2 separate regions of the Homo sapiens genome follow, and region 2 is linked to region 1. Evidence: chromatin loops called from intact Hi-C (ENCODE). Cell type or tissue: ovary. All regions are shown on one strand. Region 1 overlaps LINC02456 (long intergenic non-protein coding RNA 2456). Region 2 has its middle 55 kb from the start of LINC00485.

What was found. Hi-C counts contacts between places; a loop is a spot of excess contacts. Peaks named below come from ENCODE experiments on the same cell type or tissue, not always from the same donor. Only the 100,000 strongest peaks of a DNase experiment are listed, where the experiment ranks them.
Region 2: it touches region 1 in a loop (3-fold over the local background); 2 of 110 quality-filtered maps call a loop at or near these places.

The regions. Positions count from the first base shown.
Region 1 is chr12:102,698,072-102,706,071 of GRCh38, reverse strand. The region is part of intron 12 of LINC02456 (long intergenic non-protein coding RNA 2456); the gene reads right to left. Among named protein-coding and RNA genes, the nearest start is that of LINC00485, 120 kb to the left of the region's middle. In ovary, no CTCF peak of the experiment used is centred here; a DNase peak (open chromatin) is centred at 3,351.
Region 2 is chr12:102,765,879-102,773,878 of GRCh38, reverse strand. No RefSeq gene overlaps it. Among named protein-coding and RNA genes, the nearest start is that of LINC00485, 55 kb to the left of the region's middle. In ovary, a CTCF peak has its summit at 4,122 (motif pointing right); a DNase peak (open chromatin) is centred at 4,128.

The DNA.
Region 1 (8,000 bases):
GAACAACTACATCAATTAATACTTGCATAGCAAATGTCCATATGTGAAGTACTTTCCCATGGGTTAACTCATCTGCTAATCACAGCAGGCTTATGATGGAAGTTTATATTAATGGAAGTTCATATTAGTTCCCCATTTGGAGAGAAAACAAGCTTCAGAGAAGTCCTTGCTGAAGGTCCTTAATATTGATGAAAATGTAGACCACGGCTTTGTCTCTTCCTTAAAAGACTAAAAACGTAATTTGTTTGGAAGGTTTAGAATGTTGTTACCGGATGGTCTGTTAATAGTGCAGGAGATTATACAATCATAAAATTTTTGAGTGGGGTTTATCGAAGCCCATCTCCCTTAGCCATCTCATTTTACAAAAGAAAATTGAGAAAAGAGGAATTAAATGGCTCTTCTGTAGTCACTTTGAAAATTCATGGCTGTGCTTCTAGTTGAAGATGGCAGATTTAACATATGCTATACATTACATTCCATCCCCCAAGCTCACTAAAAAGACAGTAAAGGGACTGATTTTAAAGACATTCACTCATAAAGACAAAAAGAATTAGGAGGAAAACAACAACAACAACATTTTGGAAGATGGAAAGCAGATGGTAGAGGGGTAACTGGCTTAGCCGAACCATGAAGGCTGAAATTTAAGTTGACAGTGGGTGAAACCCAGAAGCAACCTGCTTTGCATTGCAAAACCCTGGAAAGGCTCAGAAATTGGAAGCAAGAAGTACATATGAAAGTGGGGATGCAGGTGAGGCAGATACAGAATTTGTTAATTGTTTGAGAAGCAGTTTCTTCACCCTCCTGGCAGGAGACTGAAGACTTACTCTCTGGAGAACATGTTTCAGAAAGATCTAGACAAGGGATGGCAGGCACTACTCAGGGCAGGAGCACCCCCACGGAAAACAAGGAGAATTACTAAAGGGGTACATTCTGAATGGTGAGAATCCCAACCTCCTGGTCTACTTTGGCTCCCAGAAAACTGACAGCCTAAAGACTGAATGATTCTGCTCTAAGTGCTCAGTGAAAACCTAAAGATGCTAATGGTCAGGGATCCTCTAGTGAAACAGCCCAGCCAGATCATCTTAGTAACACCCAGTAGTCAACAAGTCCTATCCATGCACACAGACGTTTCTTCAGCTGCTTCTTGCCCCTCTCTTGGGGTTGCCAGATTTAGCAAATAAAAATGCGGTCTTTGGGACATATTAAAAATGTATTCATTGTTTATCTGAAATTCAGATTCAAATGACTGTTCCCTATCTTGTCTGGCAACTCTGTCCTCTCAAATAAGAATGGACATCCAAGAATCACCAGACATTTCAGGAAAACCTCAACAAGAAAGACAGTAATTTAAACATACTAATGGGGGAAAAGAAACAGAAAGATGAAAAAAATGCAAAGAAAAAATAATTTCAAAAATAGTACCATTCGTTTCCTCAAAAACTTAAGACAGGATACTGTGGCTTTGAAATAAGAACAGTTTGTTATAAAAAGAAATACTCAAATATCATCAAAAGGCTATTGTTAATTACAGTTATTGGAGCAGAAATGAAGGAAAAGCAGAAGTACAGAAAAATAAAAATAGGAAATGGAGGGAAAATTATAAAAGAAATAATTCAAGAAACTTTCCCAGAATGGAGGAAATGAGTTTCCAGATAGAAAGTACCCTTTAAGCACAAAGGATGACAAAATGCTCCCAGTAAGGAAATAGTAAAATAGAAGGGAACAGGTAGGGAGGGAAGGGAGGAAGGAAGGAAGGAAGGAAGGAAAGAAGGAAGGAAGGAAGGAAGGAAGGAAGGAAGGAAGGAAGGAAGGAAGGAAGGAAGAAAGGAGAAGGAAAGGAGAAGGAAAGGAGAAGGGAAGGAGAAGGGAAGGAGAAGAGAAGGAGAAGGAGAAGCAGGAGAAGGGAGAAGGCAGTTGAGCTAAGATATATATATATATATTTTAGTTCCAGGACATCAGGACGGAAGATGCTCAATAATTATTAAGCAATTTGTTTATAGATGCTCTAGTCTAACCTTAATAGAATACAAAAGTTTAATAAGTCTATAAAGCCTTAAGAAATGAAGTTTCATAACAATAATGTTGTACAAGAATAAACACAATGTAGTCAAAAGAACTCCAGGTCAGGAATCACAGACATATATTCTAGTCTTGTTTCTGCTTCTGTATAACCTTATATGTCTCACTTCATGTCTTTGGACACCAGTTTTGTCACCTGCAAACTTAGCTTAGGTTATAACATTCTAAATTCTATTTAATTAAGCAGTCATAACATATAGATTATATAACTGAGTAATTAAACTTTAAAAGTTCATATTTCAAAATACTTATTAAATGCACCAATATTCTCTTTCTTGAATTGCTTTTCCTACTTTTTCTATATTTCATATTATCTTATTTATATATAATAAATTCACATTTCTATAACATTCCACAGGTGTCATTTATTCATTCATTCCCCAAAGTCCAATTGATGCTATTTACAGGTGCAAGATAGACTGTAGTGAATTATACAGTTATGGTACATGTCCTCATGGAACTTTCACTTCGGTGGAGAAGATGGTCAAAAATAGCAATTTAAATAAATACATACTTGCTATACAGGATAAGACCTATGAAGGAAAATAAGATTCTATGAAATAATATAATAAAGTGAACTATTTTTAGAACTAGTACTTAGCAAAGAAATTCCTGAGAAGGTGGCCTTCATTCAGAAAGAAGATAAATAAGAGTTAGGTAGGTGAAGAGTAGGAAGACGCTTATAAAGGGGAGGAGAAAGTACATATACGGGCCTTAAGGGGGAAATTGCACTTTCAAGAAAATGACAGTTGACCTGTATTAAGGGGTGAGATTCTCCAGGGGGAGAATGGTGTGGCATGAGGTTGACAAGGAGGCAGTGGATAGATTGTGCTGGGTCTTTGAGTCCATAAAAAGAGGTTGGATTTTATTTTAAGGGCAATGGGAAGACATTAAATTATTTTAAGCACTGGAGTGACCTCATCTAATTTACAACATACGATCACACTTGCTGTTATTTTATCATTTTGGATCTTTGATACTATGCTTTGGGATAAGTAGTGCAGATATAATATAGCTCATTGTTGAGAAAATGAAGCACCGGAGGTGAGGTGGCCGCCTTGTGAACAGGTTGAATGGTTGGTTGCCATATAAAAGACCCAGAGGAAGACCTTGGGTTTCCCAACTCGAATCACTTAGTACATTGCCTGGCACAAAACAGGAGCTCAATAAATATTTGTTAAATGAATGTACACCACACTAGGACATTTTAGCTACTGAGATCCACGGGTCTTGGTAAAGAAAAAGGTCTATGTGTAAATCAGCCACCAGGGGGCGGGTATGCTTCCCCCCACATAATAGAAACATTGACCTTGGCAAGGACAACTGGTAGGGAAGAAAAAAAATCTTTAACTGAACAAAGTGCTTTCTCCAGTTTATACCAAAAAAAGATTTCATGAAATAGAATTGGCAACATCACAACAGACCCTTTGTTATGTGTTTGAGCTGACCATTTGTCCATGAGACTCAGCTATGGACAGCCTCCTGACTTAGGGTTCCTCTGACTCTTAAAAAAAAAAAAAAAAACAAAAAAAAAACCTCCAAAATAAAGTGTAATAAAAGGAAAGTACAATATCTCCTGACAGAATTCAAACTGTACATGCTGAACAAAAGACTTATTTTTTCCACTCAACCTTGCTGTTTTGAATTTCCTTGAACTTACTTCAAAATAAAGTTTGGGAAGAAGAAAACATTGTCTGTGTCACAGAAATGGTCCAAGATGGCTGGAGGAATCTACCTACTGAAGAGGGCTCCAATCACCCAAGGTGAGATAGGATGACTGTTTAATACATGTGGCAATAAAAACAAATAAAACACATATACACCATAAAAAAAAAGCCTTCGAGGACTTGGGTTCTACCTGCCAAACACATTTTCCCTATTAAATAAAGGTTGAATTTTTGTCAACAACCAATTGTTTGACAATATTGGGTGTGTTTTGCTCTGAGCCAATGCATGCTCTAGACACAGGTTTTCTCTACACACGTTGTCAGACTTCTGAGTTGAGGGATAGGAGAGTTTCCAGAAAGCATCTCGTAAATGTAAGTCAATAATCTATAATCAAACTATGAGGATTGATTGGTCATTCACTATGTACTCAGATTTAATCCTGTGGGAGAAATAAACAAGTTATTGAGACATGGTCCATGTATCAAATAACCAAGTGATTTTTTTTGTTAGTTATTGAGGGTGTTTTTAAATATATATTTTTATTTAATTTGAAGATCCAACATTCAAGTAGCTGGCTGAGTTTAAAAAAAAAAAAAAAAGCTTTTCTTCTGGATGTGTAGGGTAATGAAAAAACTTGTGAAGGTCTAGAAGAGGCCCCTCTTAAAGTTCTATAGCCAATTATAGCACCTTCTGCTATTTGTCCTTCCCCAAATCCTCTCATGGGTGCAATGTAGGCAAAGAGGGTTGGGTGTTTAGAAAGAGTATAGGAGACTTTGTGCTTAGTGTCTCAAATGTCTCACTATTACAAAGCGTTGACCATTTTGGGTTTTGCTTATTTGTTTGTTTTTTTGTTTTAGAAGGAGTACAAATTTCATAATATCTTGTCCCAGGAGCTTCTGTGTAGATGACATTCAGATCTTTGTTTCCTATTTTCACTTAATTATTTCAATAAAAAGGCATAATCACTCTCAAAATGTTTTTTTAATTTTTATGGGTACATAATAGGTGTATATATTTATAGGGTACATGAGATGTTTTGATACAAGTGTGCAACACATAATAATTACATCATGGAAAATGGGGTATCTATCACTGCAAGCATTTATCCTTTGTGTTACAAAAAAATTCAATTATACTCCTTTGGTTATTTTTGAATGTACAATTAAATTATTATTGACTATAGTCACCCTGTTGTGCTATCAAATGCTAGATCTTATTCAATCTATATTTTGGACCCATTAACCATTCCCACCACCCCCTTAACAACCCACTTCCCTTCCCAGGACTTGGTAACCTTCCTTCTACTCTCTAACTCTGTTAGTTCAGTTGTTTTGATTTTTAGGTTCCACAAATGAGTGAGAACTTCTGACGTTTGTCTTTCTGTGCTTGGCTTATTTCACTTAACAGAATAGCCTCCAGTTCCATCCATGTTGTTGCAAATGACAGGATCTCATTCTTTTTATGGCTGAATAGTATGTAAGTATCACATTTCTTTATCCATTCATCTGTTGATGGACACGTAGGTTGCTTCCAAATCTTGGCTATTGTGAACAATGTTGCAACAAACACAGGAGTGCAAATATCTGTTTTACATACTAATTTCCTTTCTTTGAGGTATACACCCAGCAGTGGGATTGCTTGTACATATGGTATTTTTAGTTTTTTGAGGGACCTCCAAACTGTTCTCCATAGTGATTCTACCAATTTACATTCCCACCAACAGTGTATGAGGATTCCTTTTCTCCACATTCTTACTAGAATTTGTTATTGCCTGTCTTTTGGATTCAAGCCATTTTAACTGGGAAGAGATGATATCTCATTGTAGTTTTGATGAGCATTTCTCTGATAATCAATGATATTGAACACCTTTTTATATGCCTGTTTGCTATTTGTATGTCTTCTTTTGAGAAATATCTATTCAAATACTTTGCCCATTTTTTATCAGATTATTAGACTTTTTTCCTATAAATTGAGTTCCTTATATATTCTGGTTATTAATCCCTTGTCAGATGTAGAGTTTGCAAATGTTTTCTCCCATTCTTTTGGTTGTCTCTTCACTTTATTGACTGTTTCCTTTGCTGTGCAGAAGCAGTTTAACTTGGTGTGATTCCATTTGTCCATTTTTGCTTTGGTTGCCTGTGCTTGTAGGGCATTACTCAATAAATTTTTGCTCAGGCCAGTGCCCTAGAGAGTTTCTTCAATGTTTTCCTTTAGTAGTTTCATAGTTTGAGGTCATAGATTTAAATCTTTAATCCATCCTGATTTAATTTTTGTACATGGTGAGGGCTAGGGGTCTAGTTTCATTCTTCTGCATATGGATATCCAGTTTTCTCAGCACCATTTCTTGAAGAGCCTGTCTTTTCCCCAGTGTATGTTCTTTGCACCTTTGTTGAAATGAGTTCAGTAGGTGTGTGGCTTTGTTTCTCTATTCTGTTTCATTGGTCTCTGTGTCTGTTTTTATGTCAGTACCATACTATTTTTGTTACTATAACTCTGGAAGATAATTTGAAGTCAGGTAATGTAATTCCTCCAGTTTTGTTCTTTTTGCTTAGGATAGCTTAGGCTGTTCTGAGTCTTTTTTGGTTCCATATAAATTTTAGGATTTTTTTTTCTATTTCTATAAAGAATGTCATTGGTATTTTGATAGGAATTAATTGGTTTGGGTAGTATGAACATCTTCACAATAATCATTCTTCCAATCCATGAACATGGAGTATTTTTCCATTTTGGGGTTTCCTCTTCAATTTCTTTCATCAGTATTTTATAGTTTTCATTATAGAGATCTTTTCACTTTGGTTAAGTTGATTCCTAGGTATTTAATTTTATCTGTGCCTAATGTTAATGGGATACTTTTAAAATTTCTTTTCCAAGATTGTTCACTGTTGACATATAGAAATGCTACTAATTTTTGTATGTTGATTTTGTATCCTGCAACTTTACTAAATTTGTTTATCAGTTCTAATAGTTTTTTGTAGTCCCCACATTTCTCCAAATATAACATAATATCATCTGCAAACAAAGATAAATTGAGTTCTTCTTTTCTAATTTGGATGCCCTTTATTTATTTCTCGTCTGATTGTTCCAGCTAGGACTTCCAGTACTGTGTTGAATAACAGTGGTGAAACTGGGCATTCTTGTTGTGTTCCAGATCTTACAGGAAAGCCTTTCAGGTTTTCCCCACTCAGTATGATACTAGCTGTGGGTGTATCATATATGCCTTTTATTATGTTGAAGTATATTCCTTCTATACCTAATTTTTTTGAGGGTTTTTATCATGAAGGGAGGTTAATTGTATCAAATGCTTTTTCAGCATCAATTGAAATGATCATATGGTTTTTGTCCTTCATTCTATTGGTAAGATGTATCACACTGATTGATTTGCATATGTGGAACCATCCTTGCATCCCAGGGATAAATCCCACTTGGTCATAATGAATGATCTTTTTAATGTATTGTTGAATTAGTTTGCTGGTATTTTGTTGAGGATTTTTGTATCAATATTCATCATAGATACTGGCCTGCAGGTTTCTTTTTTTCGATGTGTCTTTGTCTGGTTTTGGCATCAGGGTAATACTGGCCTCACAGAATGAGTTTGGAAGTATTCCCTCCTTCTCTATTTTTTGGAATAGTTTGAGTAGGATTGGTATTAGTTCTTCTTTAAATGTTTGGTAGAATTCAGCAGTGAAGGCCTTGGGTCCTGGGCTTTTCTTTATGGGAGACTTTTCATTATGGCTTAGGTCTCATTACTTGTTATTGGTCTGTTCAGGTTTTTTTATTTCTTCATGGTTCAATGTTGGTAGGTTATATGTGTCTAGGAATCTGTCCATTTCTTCCAGATTTTCCAATTTGTTGGCACATAGTTGCTCATTGCTACTGATGATCCTTTGAGTTTCTGCAGTATTCATTGTAATGTCTCCTCTTTCATCTCTGAATTTATTTATCTGGATGTTCTCTCTTTTTTTCTTAATTAGTCTGGCTAAAGGTTTGTCAATTTTGTTTAACCTTTCAAAAACACAACTTTTTGTTTCATTGATCTTCTGTGTTGTTTCCATTTCAATTTTATTTGTTTCTGCTATGATCTTTACTATTTGTTTTATTCTAAACAACACAAGATTAGGTTTGGTTTACTCTTCCTTTTCTAGTTCCTTAAGATGAATTGTTAGTTTTTTTTTATTATTATTTGAAGTTTTTCTTCTTTTTTCATGTAGGCACTTATAGCTCTAAACTTCCCTCTTAGTACTGCTTTTGCTGTC
Region 2 (8,000 bases), 68 kb before region 1:
CTTCAGGATAGTAATCTTTATTATTATGAACTTATTGCAGTTAAAATGCTCAGTATAGGTCAAGTGTTTGGTCCAATAAATGGATAAGTTGGAACTCAATAATCCTTATTATAACTTCCAGAGTAGAGTGATGTTTAAAGAATTCTTTAGTAATCTTACAAAAATCAAGTGTTCATATGGGTGGTACATCAGTATGTAAGAAGTAATTACCAGAGTATTATATAGGCCATGTTAAATGACAAAAGCCTCTAGAGGATTAATAATAAACATGGATTTGATTATAGTAACTAGTGCCTAAAGCAAGATGATTGATGGACCAATATTAATCTGGAAGCAAGTTTCTAGGACCACATGCCTGTCAGTGATTTACATGAAAATACAAAATGCATGTTTATCAAATATATATATATAATTAGAGGATTGGAGAGAAAATGAATAATTTAGGTAACAGAATCAGAATCAACAAGCATCTTCGCAGGTTATAAATTGATAGGCCAAGATGAAATGCAGTGAGGATTGATGAAAGCTCTTATACTTGTTTCCAAAAGAAGGAACAAGATGGGGAAGGATGATATGCTGGTGCAGGTAACAAAGACTTAAAGATGTTGAGGACCAGTGAACTCTTTAGAAATACATAGTCTGACTTCCAAGGCTAATGGAAACACAGATTAATAAAATCATAGCATATATAATGAGAGTACTGTATTTGAGACTGGCCCCCAAACCTAAATAGGCATACAGACAAATTGGAGGCAAATAACCAAGGTAGTAAATTAATTTCACTCTATATTATATAATTGAAAGTACTAAGAATGTTTGTCCAACTGGAAACTCGATGAAGATTGGCTGTTATTTTCAACTAGTATATACAGAGAAGGGATATGCATGGTGTTTCCCAAATGGGATGGCCATACTACCATTGATACATTAATGATAATATAATTAATAATACATTAATATAAATAATGTATAACACAAACAATATATATAATTAATAATACATTAATAATATTAATATGTGTTAGAAAACCATAAAGCTAACACATCAACCTATGATTTCACAGATTTTATTGCTTAGTTGTAGATTAAAATAGGTAAAGTTATAATGAGTTGAATAAAAATATTGAGTGTATAAGTGTGTAGTAGAGCAAGTACCATAGGAGTAGTCTGGAAACACTATTCCTGGGGATGGCAAATCACATTTCCTAGTGACTCCCAGGAAGAAAATTAGAAACAATGAGGAGAAGCCACTTGAAGCAGGTTTCAGCTCAACATGCAGTGAACTTTCCAATAAGCTCACTCTAAAGATAAAATGGGCTATCTTAAGCATGAAGAAATTCTCCAACTAGGAGTATCCAAGCATAGGCTAGAGGGCATTTGGGGAAGGGAGCATTAGAGAAGATTCATCATCAAGAAAACGGTTCAAATAGGTGACTGTTAGACCTTCTTTGGTCCTGTTACCTTGTAACTGAGTTCTGTATCAAGATTCAATCCGCTCAGCGACAACACATCTTTTGGTGTTAAGGAAATCTGTTGTTTGTTTCACTTTATTTGGAAAATGTTGGGAGGAAATCAAAACTGTTTTATCAGAGATGCCCTTGGTTTCTATTAGGCTGGGGTTGGTAATGATTGCCTTCAGGGCATTAATTTCAGTTAATGGCCATGACACGCATCTCCAGCTGTGACACATTAGGTGGAACTCATCACCTCATCCATCCCCATTTAGTTTAATCTGGAAAAGAAGACCATGTTCCTCAATAATAAAATAGGGTCTGGGGAAAAGAATGAAACTACCCCTTAAAGGAGAAGGAAAATGTGAGTGTGTTCTCAGGCCACTGATTCCGTTATTATTTGTGCTTATAATTTTGAAGCCCTGGGAAAGTTACTTAATATCCCTGAACTTCATTTATGCTCATCTGTAAAATGAGAATATTGATACTGAACACCATGGTTGCTAGGAGGACAATGATAAAAAAGTACACAATGTCATAATTACCATGTAACAAGAGTTGACTAATTCATAGGTATTCCCATTCACCCCCCTTCATTTCATCATGATTATTATTTATGTAGAAAATGAAATTTAGTAATAATGTTTCTAATTAATTCTTCCACTCATTCATTCATTAAGCAGACATTTCTGAAGGTGCCTATGAAACCAGGCACTGTGCCAGGTAAGCACAGTGAGATTCTCTATTTCAGAGACTGGAGGCTATGCTTGACAGCAGTAGTGTTGGTGGGTTGTTAAGTTATAATAATACTCTACATTTACCCAGCCTTTCATATCAGAAAATGCACACATATAAAGTAATCTCACTGAAATCTCCACAATTCTGAGATGTAGCAAACTCCAGGAGGGCAGGGACTTTGTCTGTCTTATTATTATATTCCCTTTCCTTAGCACAGAGTCTGGCACATAATGGAAACCTTATATTATTTCAATGAATGAAGAAAAATTGACGAATCAATGAAATCTGAAAAGATAGTTACTGGTAGCATCATTTTACAGGGAGAGGAATAAAGTGTCATTGGCATTGATATTTATCAGCAATCACAGCAATCACTGAGTATTGCAGTAATTTCACAAACTAAACCATTTGTGGTGGAGATAGCATCTTACCCTTCAATTTTATTGTACAGGAACAGTAGAATAAGAAAAAAAGTAATACAACATAAATGTAATACATAATAGCAAGAATGATAATAACAACACAAATAAAAGCTAACATCCATAGAGTGCTTAACCTGAGGCAGGCTGTGTTCTGATAACTTGATGTGATCATGGTGAGAATGCTGTTGGATATGTTCTACAAGGCAATGTGCCCGCAACTTACTGTATCTTCATCTGCTGAAGCCTTCCTTAGAACTGAGCCTTCGTTGTCTTCTCTTCATTCCTCTTCCAGTGGTAGAAATTGTGAGCTCCTCTGGGGGGTAGGATCTTTGTCTATTTCAGATCTGTATTTCCCAGCACTGTATCATGCATATGGTAAGTGTTCAATGTGCTTTTAATGAATACACGAAAGGGTGATCTAACTGAAGGAAAGGAAATGCTCAGTGGGCCCCCGAGTCATGAGAAGATTTGAAGAAGAGGACCCTTGAACTAAGCCTCAGATATAATTGAACTTTGAAAGAAGCGGGGTCCAGGGGACTGAGGATGATGCATTAGGAGAGCAGTACGAAGGCTCTCTGTCCTGCCTGAAGATCGGGATGGGGTTGAAGTGGGGAAGAACTGGGTTGCCTCTCAGCCTCTTGAGGGATCTTCCAGTCCTTGGCACTGTTGATTAGATATTTGGTTTCAGTCACCGCTCCATTCTTTTTCCATTTTGTGCCTTGATCAGCTCTATTGGTTTACTTTAGAGTTTGATCTTTGCAAGCAGAGTGGAGCCATCGAAGCCTATGGGACAGGACTTGTTTCATCAAATGGGAAGCCGGAGGTAAGAACTTCATTTGTACTTTTTCTAGTAGCATTGCCCAAAGTACGTTCCATGAGAAGTTGTGTTAGGGGATGACATGGGGCTTGTAGAGGTAAAAAAAAAAAAAAAAAAAAAAAGTTCAGGGGTCAAATGTTTGTGGGAAGTGGATTTTTCATCACTGCATAACTTCCCAACAGCTTTCCTAAACACTGAAGCTGTAACAGGGGCTTGCAGAAGACTGTAATGATGTGTAGAGGATTCCAAACTTAGTTAACCGTGGGGCACTTTAAGAGTGGGGTGGGGGAAGGGGGGAGGGAAAGCATTAGGAGATATACCTAATGTAAATGACGAGTTAATGGGTGCAGCACACCAACATGGCACATGTATACATATGTAACAAACCTGCACGTTGTGCACATGTACCCTAGAACTTAAAGTATAAAAAAAAAAAAAAAAAAAAAAAAGAGCGCGTGCGGACGGAATCTCGTGGGATTAGTATTTCACAGAACATTATATTCTTTCTTTTGGAAGCGCTCCCTTAGATCTTTCTATTAAAGAAGTACTTTACCTTAGAGCACTTGGATATATATTAATTCATGGGCTTCCTGCAGATACAAGGATGTTTCTCTCCCTCTACCTTCTCCAGTCTTCACCATCTGCCTTTGTCATGAACAGGCTTCAATTCCCACGTCCGCCCTTTGTGCACACTAGAGGGTGGTGTTGAGCCTGTTTAGAATTTCCCGCACTTGGGACTGAGAAAAAGTATGATGAAGTTGCTCTTCCTTTTTACATAAATCAGGGAGGAATAAGTACCCCGCAGCTGTTGCTCTTACTGTGAAAACCATTGCGGGGGCAGGAGTTTGTTCAAAATTCCTAAATAACAGAAGGTCTTGAAAACCACAGACCAATGCTCCTAAGAAGTTTCTCTGTCTGTCCTTCCATGCCTGGGAGAATCAAGTCCTCATCTGGGCTCTCTAGGGGTTCGTGAGTGCACAACACTGAAAAAATAAAATACAACAAAAGTGTGTCCCTGTTTCATTGTATCTGGAATACTACTATGGTTGGAATGGAGCTGAAATATTTGACAAACTTATGTCACAGAGACACTTCTGAATAAACTCAGTCTTTCTTTAGCTATACCCAATTCTAACCTTCCTGCCTTCTACTCAGTCTTCAAGACACAGTTCAAATTTCTACTCACCTAAAAATTCAAAAGCTAAGAGAATCACCATCTCTGAACTCTTATGCTCAGCCTCGGATTACTAAAGTCTTAGAATAATCTTTAAAAGTTTTCATTTATGTTCCTTTTTTCTATCAACTCTATTGTAAGGGCTTCCAGAATAAGGGCTACATGTTACACTTGCCCATGTTGCCCAGCAAAGGATTAGAAACTTGGCAGAAGGAAACAGGTATCTACCGATTTCCTACCATGCAGCAGGCACTGTGTTGGGTACTTTCACGCCTCTGCTCAATTAAGCCTGAATTTGGCTGGCTGTAAAGCCTGTCGTCTTTTCACAAGATTGTAACCATTCAACGAGTACATTTAAAATGGCAGAATATGTTGGACAACCTCATGTCCTGGTTTGCCAAGGTCAGTCTTGGTTTATATCTGTTGTCCTGGCATAATTATTAATAGTATCTCGTGTCACTCTCAAAAGTGTTGCAGCTTGGTCTATAAGTTATATGACAACCAATCTCTGGAGCCAGACAGTTTGGGTTGGGACCTTGTTTCTACCATTCACTAAACTCTGTGATATTAAGCCAGTTACTTAACTTCTCCAGGCTTTGGTTTCCTCATGTAGACCAGGCTTTGGTTTCCTCATGTAGAGATTGAGGATGATACCTTCCTTAGTAAGGTCTGATGACGATTACACAGTAAAGTGTTTGGACAAATGGCTGGCACACTGTAAGCACTCAAACATGGCAGCTATTGTTAAAATGAGTTCTTGATCATGTGAGCAACACCAGGAAGGCACAAAGTATTGCAGTACGAAGTGACTCAGGAATGAGAGAGAAGCTAAAACCTGAGTGATGGTTTTCTTTTTTTTTTTCTTTTTTCCTTTTCCTTTTTTTTTTTTTTTTTTTTTTGAGATGGAGTTTCACTCATGTTGCCCAGGCTGGAGTGCAGTGGCGCGATCTTGGCTCACTCCACATCCTGGGTTCAAGTGATTCTCCTGCCTCAGGCTCCTGAGTAGCTGGGATTACAGGCATCTGCCACCACACCTGGCTAATTTTTGTACTTTTAGTAGAGACGGGGTTTCGCCATGTTTGGCCAGGCTGGTCTCAAACTCCTGACCTCAGGTGATCCACACCGGTCTCGGCCTCCCAAAGTGCTGAGGTTACAGGCATGAGCCACCGCACCCAGCCCTGAGTGCTGGTTTTAAGGAGAAAGCAAACATCATAGGTAACAAGTAGTGAGTAATGGGTCTACAGCCATGGTTCTCAACGTGCCAACACTGGACCAGCAGCTTCAGCAGCTGGGAGTCTGTAAGAAGCGCAGATTCTCAAGTCCTAACTCAGACATTGTGAATCGCAAACTTTGCGGGTAGGACCCAACAAGCTGTGTTTTAACTAAGCCCTCCAAGTGACTGTGATGCACACTAAGCTTTGAGAACCTTAGTGATTCTTAGAACAAGGGGAGCTGTGGGGTTTTCCTGGAAAGCAGAGGGATCAGCTGGGAAGCTCCAACCAGCAACAGAACAACCTGTTTAACCAGGGGGCTTCAGGATCGCCGTATGCCAGCACTCTCGTGTGGAAAGCAACCTTAGGGAGCCTTAGTCTGGAGATTGCAAATGTGGACTCAACAGCTAAAATATGCCCCACATGTGTAATTTTATTTGGCCCGTTAAAAAGAAATTAGCCAGAGAATAAAAAAAAAAAAATTGGGAAATGTTACATAGAAATTCTGATTTCTAGCTTCCCTAAAAATTTCAGAAGATTTGGCATCTCTGGGCCCCATTCCCATCTGGCCACAATTGACTGCACTGGAGGAGCAGCTGCCTGCTTGAAGCTTGCAGCTTCCAGTTCCCCTAATTCCCATCAGGCCAGCGTCATTCCTGTCTAGATGTCACCTGTCCTGTCCTTGTTCCTACTTGTGACTTCAATGCTGCCCCCTGCTTTAAGATGAGAAAGGCCTGGAGAGTTTAAGTGATTTGTGTAAGGTGTGTGGCCCAGGCTTTTGACATTACCCTGTGTGTTGCGGGAGGGGAGTCTCTGATCTTCTGAGCCAGGTCTTGAAGGAGAAAGAATCTGGGAAGCCAGAAGGCTGGTCTTGCTGAGGTTCTTAAACTTTACTATATTTCGCAATCCTGGGTCAAGGATTAAAACTGCATATTTTCAAAATTGCCCCCACCTCCAGTCCCCAGTCTGGTTTAGGGGTTGGAGAACCGAGCCCAGGAATCTGCATGTTAAAAAAAATCCCTTTTTTCCCTTTCTCTACCCCAACTCCATGACTCTGAAGCAGATGGTCCAGAAAACACACTTTGGGAAACACTGGGCTATTTGGAATACATTCCAGGGGGAATCTGTACTCAGATGAGTGGAGAGTGGGCCAAGCAGAGCATGAAACCCTGTCTCAGGCTATGCCCAGAGAAGGGAGCCAAAGGCACTGGGGGAAGATGGGCAAAAGACTTAAGTGTGGTAGGACCAGATTAAGTTGGGGTATAACAGCCTGAGAAAGTTCTAACACATAAATGTAAATGTCCCTGAGCCAGACCATGTAGTCTTTGATAGGAAGGACAGGAGTGATGGTGGCAGAAAAACAATTAGGGAAGAGATTTCATGGCAAGGCAGGAGGCAAAGAGTTATTAGGACTGAAGGTGAGACCAGAAATTCTAGTTTTGTGCCTCTTGGAAAGAAGACAGAGATTACATAAGTACCCATCAGAACACACTAAGACCAGCCTTAAGTATAAAGACCATCCATCCCAAATGAAGGGAGGGCCCTGACCTGGATCCTCCTAGCATCCACCCTCCTCTGACATCCCATCTCCTTTCCTCACTGCTCTTCATCCACTCTTTTCCACTCACTTACAGTTGTGGGCATTTTTCTTCCTCCCTCCCTTCTCTATCTCTTTGTCTTTCTGTGTCTTTTACTCTTTCTCTCTCTGTGTCTTTTTCCTCTCCTGACCCCCTCCCAATATCTAACTCACAAACCACACAAATAGTCACAGCATCAAAAAATATTAAGGAGAAAAACATCCATCACCAGGCAAAGAGAATCCAGGGGATGAAATCAAATCCCTGAAAAACGTTTCTAAAGTAATAAGTCCTTGTCAGATTCCAACCAGCCTGGGTCTCCAAATCGAGAGGCAGAGGTATTTTTCTTCTGTTCCAAAGGCATGAGCAACGTCCCACAGAGCTCTTCCGTTCCCACTGTGCCTTTTCCTCTGACTATTGCTGTCAAATATGCTTTATCATGTCATTTTAGCACCAGGCCTGGCGCATTTCTCTGTATAGTAAAAGCTAATGAACCGTATGGCTTTTGGCAGGATTGGGCAATATACATGCTCCATTTGGAGCAGAGTAAGTCCTTGGAGTCTCTGGCTGTGTGAGCAACCTCAGGCTGTCTCTTGCGCTTCATGGGTCT